Linked DNA regions of Mus musculus: region 1 is linked to region 2. Evidence: chromatin contacts called from ENCODE Hi-C or POLR2A ChIA-PET data. All regions are on one chromosome and are shown on one strand. Each heading gives the region's core, a stretch centred on a gene start or an enhancer-like site at or near the end of the contact. The rest is flanking DNA. Distances are from core to core; before and after follow the strand shown. Region 1 overlaps Septin9 (septin 9). Region 2 overlaps Septin9 (septin 9).

The links. A loop is a pair of places that touch in the nucleus more often than their neighbours do. ChIA-PET counts read pairs that join two places held with the same protein, here RNA polymerase II (POLR2A).
Region 1: a map of gastrocnemius shows a loop between it and region 2 (4-fold over the local background). The contact joins two enhancer-like sites. A Hi-C loop is called at or near these places in 33 of 37 maps with a recorded cell type or tissue (CH12.LX, CH12F3, ES-E14 and 13 more). POLR2A ChIA-PET finds 5 or more read pairs at or near these places in 4 of 5 experiments (Patski and embryonic stem cell).

The regions. Positions count from the first base shown.
Region 1 is chr11:117,352,715-117,359,212 of GRCm38, forward strand. It overlaps Septin9 (septin 9), which reads left to right. Exons shown (of 11, transcript NM_001113487.1): 6 at 374-511; 7 at 2,096-2,213; 8 at 3,621-3,716; 9 at 3,899-3,995. Among named protein-coding and RNA genes, the nearest start is that of Gm51932, 20 kb to the left of the region's middle. Within about 2 kb of position 1,609, at least 1 of the 3 ENCODE cell types and tissues checked has a DNase peak (open chromatin) inside an H3K27ac peak, as active enhancers do; it is gastrocnemius, where a contact is called at or near this core.
Region 2 is chr11:117,308,157-117,314,416 of GRCm38, forward strand. All of the region lies in intron 2 of Septin9 (septin 9), which reads left to right. Among named protein-coding and RNA genes, the nearest start is that of Gm34065, 16 kb to the right of the region's middle. Within about 2 kb of position 3,433, at least 3 of the 3 ENCODE cell types and tissues checked have a DNase peak (open chromatin) inside an H3K27ac peak, as active enhancers do; they include gastrocnemius, where a contact is called at or near this core.

The sequences.
Region 1 (6,498 bases), core at 359-2,858, 43 kb after region 2:
ATCAGTAAAAGCCCCACTGGTCTTGGGGCTCCATGATACCACTGGAGGCCAGACCCCCCTGCCATAAGATTATTTCAAACTCTAAAGCCGTGCATTTGGGGTCTAACATTCTAGATCAAAATGGGGTCACCCGGCTCCCATCTGGGGTGGGTTTCCCACCCCAGGGCAAAGATCAGCATGGGGAGTATGGCAGAAAATCTGAAATAAGGCTGGTTTGTCTTTGCAACCACCAGCATTCCTGTATGAAATCAGAGGCTGGTGTCAAGCCAGTTCTGGGAATTAGCCTGTTATAGGGGCCTGGGAGGGCGGGCTTAGAGAGGACGCGGGCAGGAGGGAGCATTCAGGGTGCAGGCTAACCCGGCTCTCCATGCAGCTGGCAGCCCATTATGAAGTTCATCAATGACCAATATGAGAAGTACCTGCAGGAGGAAGTCAACATCAACCGGAAGAAGCGCATTCCCGACACCCGTGTCCACTGCTGCCTCTACTTCATCCCAGCCACCGGCCACTCGTATGTCCCATGCTGGGCCCTTTGTCTTGATGGTGGGAATCCCCAGTTCCCATACAAGCAGGATTCTGTCTGGGCACAGGGACAGGGGCACTGAGTCAGAGCTGTGTCAGCAACTGTCATGGGGCGTCTGTGCCTACAGAAGTTCTCCATGACCTCTAGACTGGGCGGTTCCACGCCCACTCTGCCTTCTTCCCTTTGTGCACAGAGCTGAGGACAGGGCAGACTCTGGGGTGTTCTAGAATCCGGTAGTCAGTCTCTGCAGATGGAATGAGACTCTCGGGCTGTACATGTGCCTGCCCCCATTTCCCGTCCTTGACAAAGATGCTTTTAGGGCCTGGGAGGCTTCGGAATTCCAGGTGCCTTTCAGAATCTCCCTTTGGAATCTCCCGGGGCAGCTAGACTGTCAGTGGTCTCAGTGATCAGGGTTCTTGGCTTCCTGTGAGTCTCATCTGTTCCCAGTACATCCGTGTTGTTCCTCTCCTTGCTGGATATCCTGGTCGCTTGTCCTGACTCCGTGTAGGGTGCATGTCTAGTCCTGGGCTCAGAGCAGCAGGAGCCGGAGGTGGCTCGTTTAGAAGAGTTGAGGAGTCACAGATTTGGTGCTGCTAGAGTGTGCACACTCCCGGCTGTTCCTGGCTCATCCCTGGGTGTAAGAGCGTGGGCTTTGAAGGGACTTTTCATCTTGCACCCTGTCTAGAGGGCAAAAGTCTCACTGGGGTCTGGTTGGAAAAACCCAAATATCGTTGTCTGAGCTTGCCAGTAGTGGCTGTCTCCAGTGGGGTCCACAAGAGCCAGTTCTGGGAATTAGCCTGTTATAGGGGCCTGGGAGGGCGGGCTTAGAGAGGACGCGGGCAGAAGGGAGCATTCAGGGTGCAGGCTAACCCGGCATGCCATTGGCCTCAGCTGGGGCTGGCTTGTTTGGGGTTCTGTAGCTGCTCCGAGCACAGCCTCGGGCAAGGCCAAGGCTGACAGAGGAGACATGGCTGACATGGCTTCAGCAGGGAGAGCCAGAGGCAGACACTTCCCCAGTGGTGACCCTCTGGACTAGGGCCCTTCCTCCAGCCGCTCAGTCCCAGGGGACAGTAGTGGCTTCTGGCCATCATTGCTTGGCTTCTGACTGAAGCTTCACTTCCTGCAGGCTGTCTGGGCCTGAAGATACTGCTATGGGGAAGATGCCATTCCAATGAGAAAATGGTGCCCAGGCTTGGGGTCTGCCAGCCTCTGCCCCATCCCTGGATCAGACCCTGGGTCTCTGCAGCCAGGCTGACCTGGGAACAGCCAGCCTGTCCCAGGGCCTGGAGCTTCTGGATACCGTCCCTCGTGTCTCCTTTTCCCTGGCATTGAAAACCCCACGGCATGACAGTGTTGTGAGCCGAGTCACTCTCTGGGTGGACGGTGTCCAGGGCCAGTTGGACTCTGAAGATCTTGTGGATGAGGGAGCTTAAAGCCAGCTTTACACCAGCTCCCCACCCTCAGCTCCATGAGGGGAGAGTGCTCACCCTACTAAGGCCCAACCTTACCCCTCCATCAACATGGCCCCCACTGGGACCCCTAAACAAAGTCTTTTGCACTGTTCTGTTTCAGGCTCAGGCCCCTGGACATTGAATTCATGAAGCGCCTAAGCAAAGTGGTGAACATTGTCCCAGTCATCGCCAAGGCTGACACGCTGACCCTGGAGGAGAGGGTCTACTTCAAACAGCGGGTAGGACTCATGGCCTCTACCCAGCCCCTTCCCCTCCAGGACTGCCCAGACAAGTGACAGGCTTGACAGGGGCCTGTCCAGCCCTGGGATATATGATAGGAAAGGCGCCTATTCAGCTCTTCACAGCATGTGTTCAGCCTTGGGGGAGCCCCTGGCCTTTGTGGATGTGGGGCTCCCCATATCCAGCCGTCTCAGTGGGGTTCAGAAGGGAGTAGATCAAGCAGATGCAAATGTGTCAGGGCCATTGGACCCAGCATTCCTGAGTTTTATTAAGTGGGACAGTCCACCTCAGTGGCTTCCTCCTTCTCTGCCATGGTCAGGGCCACTGCTGTCTGGGTGATAGGGCTGTACCTGCAGGCGTCTGCAGTAGGGTAAGCCCTGGGCCTCTTCTGTGTGAGGTGACTTTGGAGCCTCTTGAGAGCTCCAGCCTGGGGTTGTAAGAGAGGCCTCAAATCCAATTGCAGAGGCTACCAGGGCTTCCTTCCCTAGCTGTGTGTTGGGGATTTTCCCAGCATGCATAGGGGAGGGTAGTCAGGGATGCATCTGCTGGAGAAGAGACCAGGATGCTCCCCGGTGTTTTGAGAGCCTGGATCTGCTTGAACAGATAAGACAGTCAGCTATTCCCTGGGCCACCCTATATTGACAGCCACGTGGGCTGTCAGTAAGTCGTCAAGCTGGGGAGAGTTTCAGCAGGCAGGTACACCCTGGGCTACCATGCTCATCCTGAGAGGGTTTTCGGAAAGAGGGCGCAGCAAGCCTGAGTTGTTTTCTAGGGGGGAGTGGAGGGGGGAGCTGCACAGAAAGCGCAGGGAGACTCAGGACAATGGCTGCAGGGCCCCTCGGGACAGGCGAGTGCTTCTTGATGCCTAAGGCTTCAGAGCTGGTGATCCTCGGCGGGGGTGGAACTCAGGCGGTAGAGTGCTCTCCTACCATCGAGAGGGCTCAGGGTTTGATCTCAGCACCACATGGAACTGAGCATGATAACTGTCGCCTCCCAGGATTAGGAGGTAGAGGCAGGAGGTTCACAAGTTTGAGGTCATTCTTGTTTATGTAGCCAGTTTGGGGCTAGCCTGAGCTACAGACTTTGTTTCCAAAACGTGGTGGCAGTGGGGCTGGAAAGACGGCTCAGGGGTTAAGAGCACTCAGGTTCAATTCGCAGCACCCACGTGGCAGCTCACAACCAGCTCCAAGAGAACTCAGTGTGCCCTCTTCTGGCCTCCATGGGCACTTAGCATACATGTGGTACACATGCAGGTGACACACTTGTATATATAAAGTAAATGTAAAATGAATCTTTAAATAAATTAGACATCCTCAGGGTGGGCCCACTCAGAGCCTGCCTTTGTTAGGGGATCATGGCTCAGGCACCTGAGTGGCTGATAGCCTGATTCACCCTGTATCTCCCAGATCACTGCAGACCTGCTGTCCAACGGCATTGACGTGTACCCGCAGAAGGAGTTTGATGAGGACGCAGAAGACCGGCTGGTGAACGAAAAGTTCCGGGTCAGTGGGTCAATCTGCCTCTGGGAGGTCAGGGGCGGTGGACAGATAGACGGGAGGCAGTCTGTCCACTCTGGGTCCTCTGAAGGCAAGGCCTGCAGTTTTCCAGGCCCAAGACACAGGGTGTTCGAGGGTGGCACTGGCCCTGCCGATCACTGTGACTAACTCTTCCGTCCCTCTTTCAGGAGATGATCCCATTTGCTGTGGTGGGCAGCGACCATGAGTATCAAGTCAATGGCAAGAGGATTCTGGGAAGGAAGACCAAGTGGGGCACTATCGAAGGTATTGGCTGCTATGCTGCTGCAGTGTTGAAGCTGTAGTTGGGCCTGGGCCGTCACCCATTGCGCTGTGGGTCCCTGTCTCTTGTAAGGACACTGGCTGTAGTGTGCACCTCATGTACACCAGGGTCCCTGAATTTAATGACTTTGCCAGACTTTTGTTACTTTGTCCCACGCACTGAGGGCTGGGGCTCTGAACTTTCCTGGGGTCCAGCACCCCAGGTGGGATGGGTCCAGGGATTTTCTTGGCTCTTCTCTCTACTCTTCCACCCTCTTTGGAACGGAGGATGGGGAAGGGCAGAGCTGCCTGGAAGATGAAAACCCACTTTGTTCCTTGTGACCAGTGTGGTCAAAAGGCCCCACAGAGAAGCAGAGAGTTGAGGCTTTGATTTGGGGGAAATCCCAGTTCTCTAGGGCCCCAGTCTTGCACCCTTCATAGGTGCAGGCTAGACCTCTGTCCTAAGGTCTAGGCAAAACAGGATGGAGCCCAGGATGACCTGGTACTCAAGTCCTCCTGCTTGGCCTCCGGAGCACTGGGATCATAGGTGCCACACCCCAGCTGCTGGAACTCTCCGAGGAGCAGTTTACTCTAAGGCTCTGGTCTGGTTGGTGCTTCCTGGCTCTGGGCATAGAGGCCTCCAGCCAGGACCACCCTCCCCATAGTGGATTACCATTTAACCCTTTCAGTTCCCCAGGTCCCTCCCGCTCATCCTTGTCCAGTGCCAACTCAACCTTCCTTTAACACAGTTCCTCATGCTGTGGTGACCTCCAACCATAAAATTATTCTCGTTGCTACTTCATAACTGTAAGTTTGCAACTGTTACAAATCGTGAACATCTGACACTAGCAGGATGCCTGGGGTTGTAAGTTTGCAACTGTTACAAATCGTAAACATCTGACACGCAGGATGCTTGGGGTTGTGACCCGTAGGTGGAGAACCACTGAGTCACTGGGCTAGTAACCATTGGTCAGGTGCTTGCCTTGAATTAAATGAGTTCCACACTCTGCCCCCCAGAAACCAGGTTTGCTGTTTCTGTGCTGTTTCTGCGGGATCTATGATCTTAGTCTTTGAGATGTGGAGCCAGGAGGGTCAGGGACTCCTTCATTTTCACCCACCCTACAGTGAGCTCGGAGCCAGCCTGGGCTCCCGGAGACACTGTCTAAGAAGAAAGAGCAAGGGAGGGAAAGCAGAGTAAGAAAACAGAATGAATGGACAGCCAGGGCTCCATACTGGGAGGTGGTCTGGCATGCCACGTGAAGCCTTGCACTGGAGACCCTGGAGTTGGAATTGTTGCCTGGTCTTTCTGAGGTGACCGCTGAAGAGGGCCTGTCTTCCAGCCCCTCCCTTCCCCTACTGTGCCCTCCTGTGGGTCTGCCAGGTGGGGTGTCCTGGGGACAGTCTCTGGGTGGTTTTGGTGCCCGTGGCCTCCTGTAGCACTCCCCTCAATGTCAGGTGTTGACCCCAGAAGTGACTCTAGGGGCCTCTCTGAAGCTGTTCTCTCAATAGCTTGTCCTCAGCTTGGTTCCCCTCAGTCGTTCCTTCCCATCTTTGATGTCTTCCTCATCCTCTAAATCCTCTCCAGGAATATGCAAGGCAAGGTTTGGAGGAGTAAAGTTTGGGGTAAAAGCCCTGGGACTCTAGGAGAGGCATTGGATACTAACGTGTCTCTTCTGGCCCCTGATGGCCAACTTGGGTACTGCATGCACTCAATGAGAACTCATTTAGCCAGGTTAGATTACTGTTCCCAGCTAAGGATCCAGGCAGCCTCTGGGTACGCCCCCTGGTGGTCGTTCCCACATCCAGCATCCTTGTAAAGTGAACCTGGTGCAAGTTCCTATCAGGGACCCTGTGAGTTCATAACTTACTAAGTCCCATCCAATGGGGCCTACTCCTAATCCTTGGTACGCACCATCTGAAGTGTCTGTTCCATCCTTGGAAGGTGGCCAGAGTACTACCTGGAGGATGGAAAGCTACTTGGTTCCTCAAAAGCGTCACAAAGTCAGAATACATCCTTGGCTCATTTGGTCTTTTGTGCCCTTAAGGTCCAAGCCATGCTGATCTCCCGTTTAAATTTCTCTTACATTTATTTATTAACTTATTTACTTTATTGGAGGGAGAGGGCACGCACATGCCAAAACACGGATGTAGTAGTAAGACGACAGCTTGCAAGAGTTGGCTCTCACCTTCTACTGTGTGGTTCTGGGAATCAAACTGCAGTCATTGGGTTTGGCGGCAAATGCCCTTATCTACTGAGTCATTTGCTCATTTTATTGAGAAACTGGGTCAGAGAAGCCAACAGAACTCACCCCAGTCCAGAACACAAGGAATGAGGGGTTTATTTGGGCTCACGGTTCCAGGGTGCAGTCCATCATGCTGGGGTGTCATGGCGGCACGACAATAGACTGTTGATCGCTGTGTATCCGCAGTCAGGAAGCAGATAAATAAATGCTGGAATTCAGTTCACTTTCTTTTTTATTCAACTGGGAAAACTCGGCCCACAGGATAG
Region 2 (6,260 bases), core at 2,183-4,682:
TGGCTCCGGTTACAGAGGGTTGAGATGCAGCAGAGCAAGGCCCCACACAATCCACTGTATCACCGACCACCCTGATTTCAGGAAACCCAGCCCCCAGGGCTCCTCACGGCCCCAGGTAACCTCAGTTTGAGGGTATAATTGTGGGAGGCAAACCTGCCTGTGGGGTACAGTAGTTTTCCGGTATAGGGCGAGGCTGGGGAGGAGATGGAGGAGGAGCCACAGCCTTGGTTGGGGAAAGCGGTCCTTTAATCCCATCTCTGGATCTTCCCCCAGGCCATGTGCACTGGTGTGGTAGACCACATGGTTACCATGGTGGGGAGTCCTCCTCCCCAGAGACCCTGCAACCTTGGAGGAGGGCCAGGGCCCTTCCTCGTTCTATAGCACTGAAGAACCCAGACTGTCTCCAGGGAGGGTCTGGCTATGGGGTCAGGGTCACCTTGAAATCCACAACCCTGTTTGATTGGCTAGGGCAACCAACCCAGCCTGTTAAGGGACCTTCTGTTCAGGGAAGGGGGTGGGGAGGACATGGCCCAGGCCACCGTGCGGGAAGTTGAACACCCACCCTGAGGTCCCTGGGGAGCAGGAAGTTTGCCTCGCCCTGATCAAGGCCTGGCTCATTAAATGTACTCTTGAGATTTTTCTGCTCCGCCGGCCTTGGTTCATCACATTCTCAGTAGAGACCTCGGGGCAGCTCCCAGCCCTGTGCCTTTGAGCCTTGGGTGCCCTGGGTTCTACTGGTGGGTGAATACCTGCCCTGGAATTCTGGAGGCTCTCAGCCCAGTGTGCTGTTGGAGGAGTGTCTCCTAGGACATACATACACGTCTGTCAGAGTCATCCCTTTCTGCCTGCCTGCCTGAGAGACCTAGCCTGCTTCCCCTTTCTCTTGTTCGTGGAACACCGTCTGTCCCAGGGGCTTCCCTGTCCCTCAGACGTTAGGAATTGAGTGGCTTTCCAGATCTTCCCAGGTCCCCAAGCCCTTATCTCAGGTGGGTGGAAAACGTTGGTAATTAATGTCCTAACTCTGTGAGCCCCTCCTCCTGTCCCGTGGACTGTTTTCCAGATCTGTCAGTTGAGCCCCAGAGGGCTTCCAGCGCGTGCCCAGTGACTGCTGGGAGAGCCTGGCTGCTGAGCTGGCCTAGGGAGATGCATGGGAGGCAGTGTGGGCCAGTGAGCAGATGGGACATTTTACCCTTGCTGTCCCAGGGTCCGAGTAGGCCGAGGTCTGAGCAGCTGTATGGGTTGTGGCTATGGGAATGAAGCCGGAGCTGCTAGGCTGGGTGGGATGGCATCCTGGCTGCCTGGTGAGCAGAGCGACCCTGCACTGTCCTATGTGTGCTCTGTTGGATTGCTTTGCCACATGTGTGGGGTGGGGGATGGGCACATGCCAGCACACAGGGTCCCCCTGTTCAGGGTAGACTTTGGAAGGCTCTCGCCAGCTTACTCAGGGTTCATCATGCTTACAGAGACGGGATAGGCTACTTTCTGGTTGGAATGAGCTGAGTGTTGAGACCGGGGAGGGGCGGGGAGGGGGTGGAGGATCGCAGTGTGGAAGAGATCGTATACCCTGGCCTCCTCCACGGGATCGCCTGAAACCACGCCTGGGTGCAGGATGCAGGGTGTCTGGTCTACAGGGACTGGCCTCTTCCTTTTCACAGCCCAGCTGCTCAGGTCTAGCATCCTATGAAGCCCCTGGGCTTTTCTTTTAGTCTTCCTGGGAGTGAGCTCTAAGATGGGTGTGCATTGGCTTAAACAGCACCCAGCAATCCTGGGCCACCTGCGACTCAGCCCAGGGCTCACTGTGGCCACCCCAGGAGCCTAGATGCAGAAGCAGACTGAACCTAGCCATCCCCTGCCTGTCCTGGAGCCAGACAGGGCAGCCAGGACAGTAGCCTGTGTCCTGCTTCCTGGGAGGTCAGCCAGCCGATGTGGCCCAGGGGACTGGGAGGGGAACTCCTGGCCTTGTCTTTTCATTTCTAGGTTCTGGCCCTGAGCAACCCTCAGAGCTGTGGGTGGAGGGGTTGAGGTGGGCCAAGCTGCGGTGAGAGAAAGAGGCCTGGAGAGTTTAGAAAATGTCTGTCCTGACATAGGGCCTGGCACTGATGGGTAGGATGGTGAGGCCCATGAAGCTGGACCTGGGAAAGGGGCACTGACCTCTGACCCCAGTCATCTTCCAGATCAGGGAGTCAAGGCTCAGAGAACTTCAGCCACCTGCCTGCAGCCCACAGTATAAGGATGTCATCTGCCCTCCTGGCTTCCTCTGTGTGGCTTTGGATTCTGTGCTGGCATGCAGTCTCCTGGGGAAAGCTCTTGTCCAACAGTTTCCAGGGATGCCTCTGTCTGCAGAGAAAGTGCCCTGAGGTCTCCTGTCTCCTGGCCCTGCTTACCTCCCAGCCTCCCCTTATCCTCTGGCCCAGTGCCAGGTGGAAAACCAGAATAAAGGTTATTCTACATGTCCAACAAGCTGTTAGCAGGAACAGGCCACTCGTCCCTCTCCTGCCTCCCATCTGGGGACCACTCGGGAGGACGGTCTTGCACCAGCACGCAGCCTCTGTGCTAGGCTGGTGAACACATGGTGGGATTCCTCAATAGCAAGCATGAGGACCTAAGAATCATGCCTCGAACCCAAGTAGAAAGTCAAGCATGCTGGTGGCGGGGAGGCAGACACAAGCAGGTCCTTGGGATTCAATGGCTGGCCAGCCCAGCCTACGTGGTGAACCCCACGCCAATCTTTGTCTTTAAAAACAAACTACCTGATGGTGCTCTGAGGAATGACACATCAGACTGTCAGATTACTCTCTGGCCTTCACTCACGCACACAGAGGAATTATAGCCCCTAAATAGAGGACCGGTGTCGGGGAGGCTGTGTGAGCATCCAGGTGGACCCTGGCTGTTTCCGGTAACCCATCTCAAGGTTCTCCCAGTCTCTGCATCTCAAGACTCTCCTGCCACTCATAGCCCTTCATCCTGGCTACAGACACTCTTCCAGGGAGCCAGCTGACACATTTGGCCTCTGAGATTTTTTTTTGAACAGCAATGAAGGGAAAGAATGAGTAAGAAAGAGTGGGGGAAGGTCGGTGGGGAGGGGCAAACAAGCTGGAAAGTCCAAACATGTGTTGTAGAAGCAGGTGCCAGCATGACATCATCAGGAGGGTGGCTGAGGGCCCGAGCCCGGCTCAGCCCAGGAGAAGCTGGCCCGGGAGGCTGCCCTTGGCTCCATTCTGCCCTGCTTGGAGTCGAGAGATTTGTTTCCATTTTAGGGACAGCTCTGGAGGCTGTCCTCTTAACTCCCGGCCGCATTAATAGTTCATTAATTCTGGATCCTTGCTGTGTTCGTTCTTACATGTTCCAAGTGCTGGGTTAGTGTTGAAGAGGAGGCGCAGAGAGAGGGAACCACTGGCTCCAGGCCACACAGCTTAGAGTGTTTGCCTCCGAGCCTCAGCTGGCAGGTGAAGGAAGAGACCTGTGGTTTCCGTAGTGCATGAGGGGGTGGTGGCCTCTGCTTAGCCTCCTTGGCCCAACAGGAGGGGTCTCTGGATACTCCATAAAGTGAGAGCCTCACTTCTGTGGTCCCTCGGGAGAGCTGGCAGGAGGCAGAGATACAGGGGACCGTTGGCCTTACTTGGATTCGCCAATTGGACACGCAGATGCTGCTGTGCTGTGAGGCCAATTACTGCACTGGTGATCTTCACTCCTCTGTGCCTCCTGCTTTGTTTAGAACCTTCTTCTGTGCCCCGCCCCATATTCCCAGGGCTGTCTTCGACCCTGATACAGGATCAGAGCTATCCTCTGCCTGCTGTGTTTTCTGCTGACTCTGTAGCACTTAGCTTTGGGAAGTCTCTGTATGACTCAGTTGATGTGTCTATAAAATGGGTTGCTGGCGTCTTCCTCCCTCCTAAGCCTCTGGGAAGAGTCTGGTGAGAGGTGTTGCTGGAAACCACTTTGTACCAGCGAGTTTTCTGGCTGAGTGTGGTTTGGTTGGTAGAATGCTTGCTCCCATGCAAAAGACCCTTGGGCTCAGACCCCAGCGCTGTATAAACTGAGTGCGGTGGTCCCCGCCCGCCCGTAGTCTGAGCATTGGGGAAGTGTAAGCAGGAGGACAGAAACTCAGGCTGATGCTTGACTCCAGAGTGAGTTTGAGGTCAGCCTGGGCTACGTGAGACTCTTGTTTCTAAATAAACAAGTCAAACAAAGTGCTTTTCGGAGCTGTTCCAGGCACTGGTTTGCTAAAGCTCGGGCCAGCGGAAATCTGGGTCCTTCTGGAGCCCTGGTGCTGAGGGAGGGCTGATGTTAGGGTCGGCTCAGTGCCCAGGAGGAAGTGGGAATTGTCCGTCAGGATAGGAGCCAGCCTAGATTCCCACTGTCAGAAAGGGCTGGGTGACCAGTGATACTGAATAGCCACCCATGAACGTCCGTCTCTGCCTGTCCATGCCTGGGCCAAAGCGAGCTCTTCCCCGGCCCCCCAGCCCAGTCCCTCAGCAAACTCTTCCTGGTGGCCTTTCCTCCCCTGGAGCCCCTCTGGCCTGCACCATGTGACCAAGCACAGGAGGAAGGGCCCAGCTGTGGGAGGTCATGCTGGCCAGGGACTGAGTCTACAGGACCGGCCTCCCAGGAAAACCAGCTGCGTGGGAAACAAGCCAGCAGCTCCGGAAGTCTGTGTGATGCAGTCTGGACTCCAGGCCTGTCACCGTGACCCACTCACGGCTTTCGTGGCTCAGCATCACTGTACCCAGTCACCAGCCAGCTTGAGAGAGACTTGTATGTGCCACCGCTCAGGCCCAGCCCTCCCTATCTACACGGGCATCTCCTGCATCTTCCAGTCCATCCCAGCACAGGCTGAGGAGTGTCCCAGTGGCAGGAAGAAGCTTCCGGCCTGCACTTCTGTGAGGCCTAAAGTTATTTGCCAGATAGATCCTGAGTCTGTTCTCCAGCCCCTCCCATGGGTGACTGACCTCATCCCACGATGCCCCCTGCAGTCTGGCCACCCCAGGAGAGCTAGCCTCTCCAGGTGATTTGTGTGAAGGGCGCCCCCTGGCAGCGGGTAGTGGTCTCACATCTGCTGAGCGGCCAGCCCTGCGCTCTGTGCCTGGCGTGTCTCCTGGTCCACAAAGGCTTGTCTTCACAGCTGGGTGTTTGTGGTGCCTGCTCCTTGCTGGAGAGAGATGGATCCTTCCTTTTCCTGGCTGCTTCACTCTGCTGCCAGCTTCAGGGCCGTGGCCTCAGAGGGCCCTTCCTCTCTTCAGCCAACACAGCTGGAGTCCCTGCCCTGGGAGGCTGTCCGCAAGCAGTGTTGAGGACCTGGCAGCCCAGTCCTTTTGAACTTTATTTTTACACTTTATTTAGCGTGCGTGCCATAGCGCACCTGCAGAAGGCTGAGGTAGCTAATGGGGCTCAGACCCTCCTGCTAATTGTCAGACTTGGCTGCGAGCAGCTTCACCCCCTGAGCCCTCTCTCTGGCCCTGGCTGTGGGTGCGGGGACTAATGGCTTGTCATCATTCATGCTGTGTGAATGCCCTTGGACTACTAGGGGAATATGGTGGAGATGCTGTGAACGCCTGAAGAAGCAGTCAGAGAGGGCATCCTGGCAGAAGCGGCAGCCCCTAAACCATGAACAGGGGTGATAACCATGGGAAATGCTTCAGGGGTTGACCTGGTCCCAGAGGATGGGGGAAGGAAGAGGAGAGAGGGCCAGGGTGGGCCTACTGCCCCCACTCTGAGGGTGGAGGGTGAGGTTGTTCTGGAAGCCACAGAGGAGGCAAACGTTGGTTGTGCGTGCCTGCGATCCCTGTACTTGGGAAACTGAGGCACGAGAATCGTGAGTTTGAGGTTAGCCTGGACTACACAGAGGCAGAGGCACCCTACCTCAAAAACAAAACAACAAAAACCAAAGCAAACCCGCTCTCCACACCTGCCATCCAACCGTTCTCGGAGTGCGTTTGCTGTAGCTATAGGAGGTGCCTACCTCACCCTCCTAGTGTGCCTGCAAGACTCATGAGTCAAGTGTATTTCTGCCACAGGGTTGGCTCCCGTCCCTGGCTCAAGCCTTCATGTATTAAGGATTCTGAGGCCAGGGGGCAGGCTTGTGCTGTGGGTAGGCACTGTCTGCCTGGGGTGAGGGGAAGATGGTGGAGAGGTAACTAAGTTGCCCCATTTGGCAATCCCGTACTGTTCAGATCTGGGCAATGCCTGTTCTGTAGTTACACCGTCCTGGTTCTACTATGGAGTCTGTTGGGCCACACAGCACACTGTCTGGTGACCTGGAC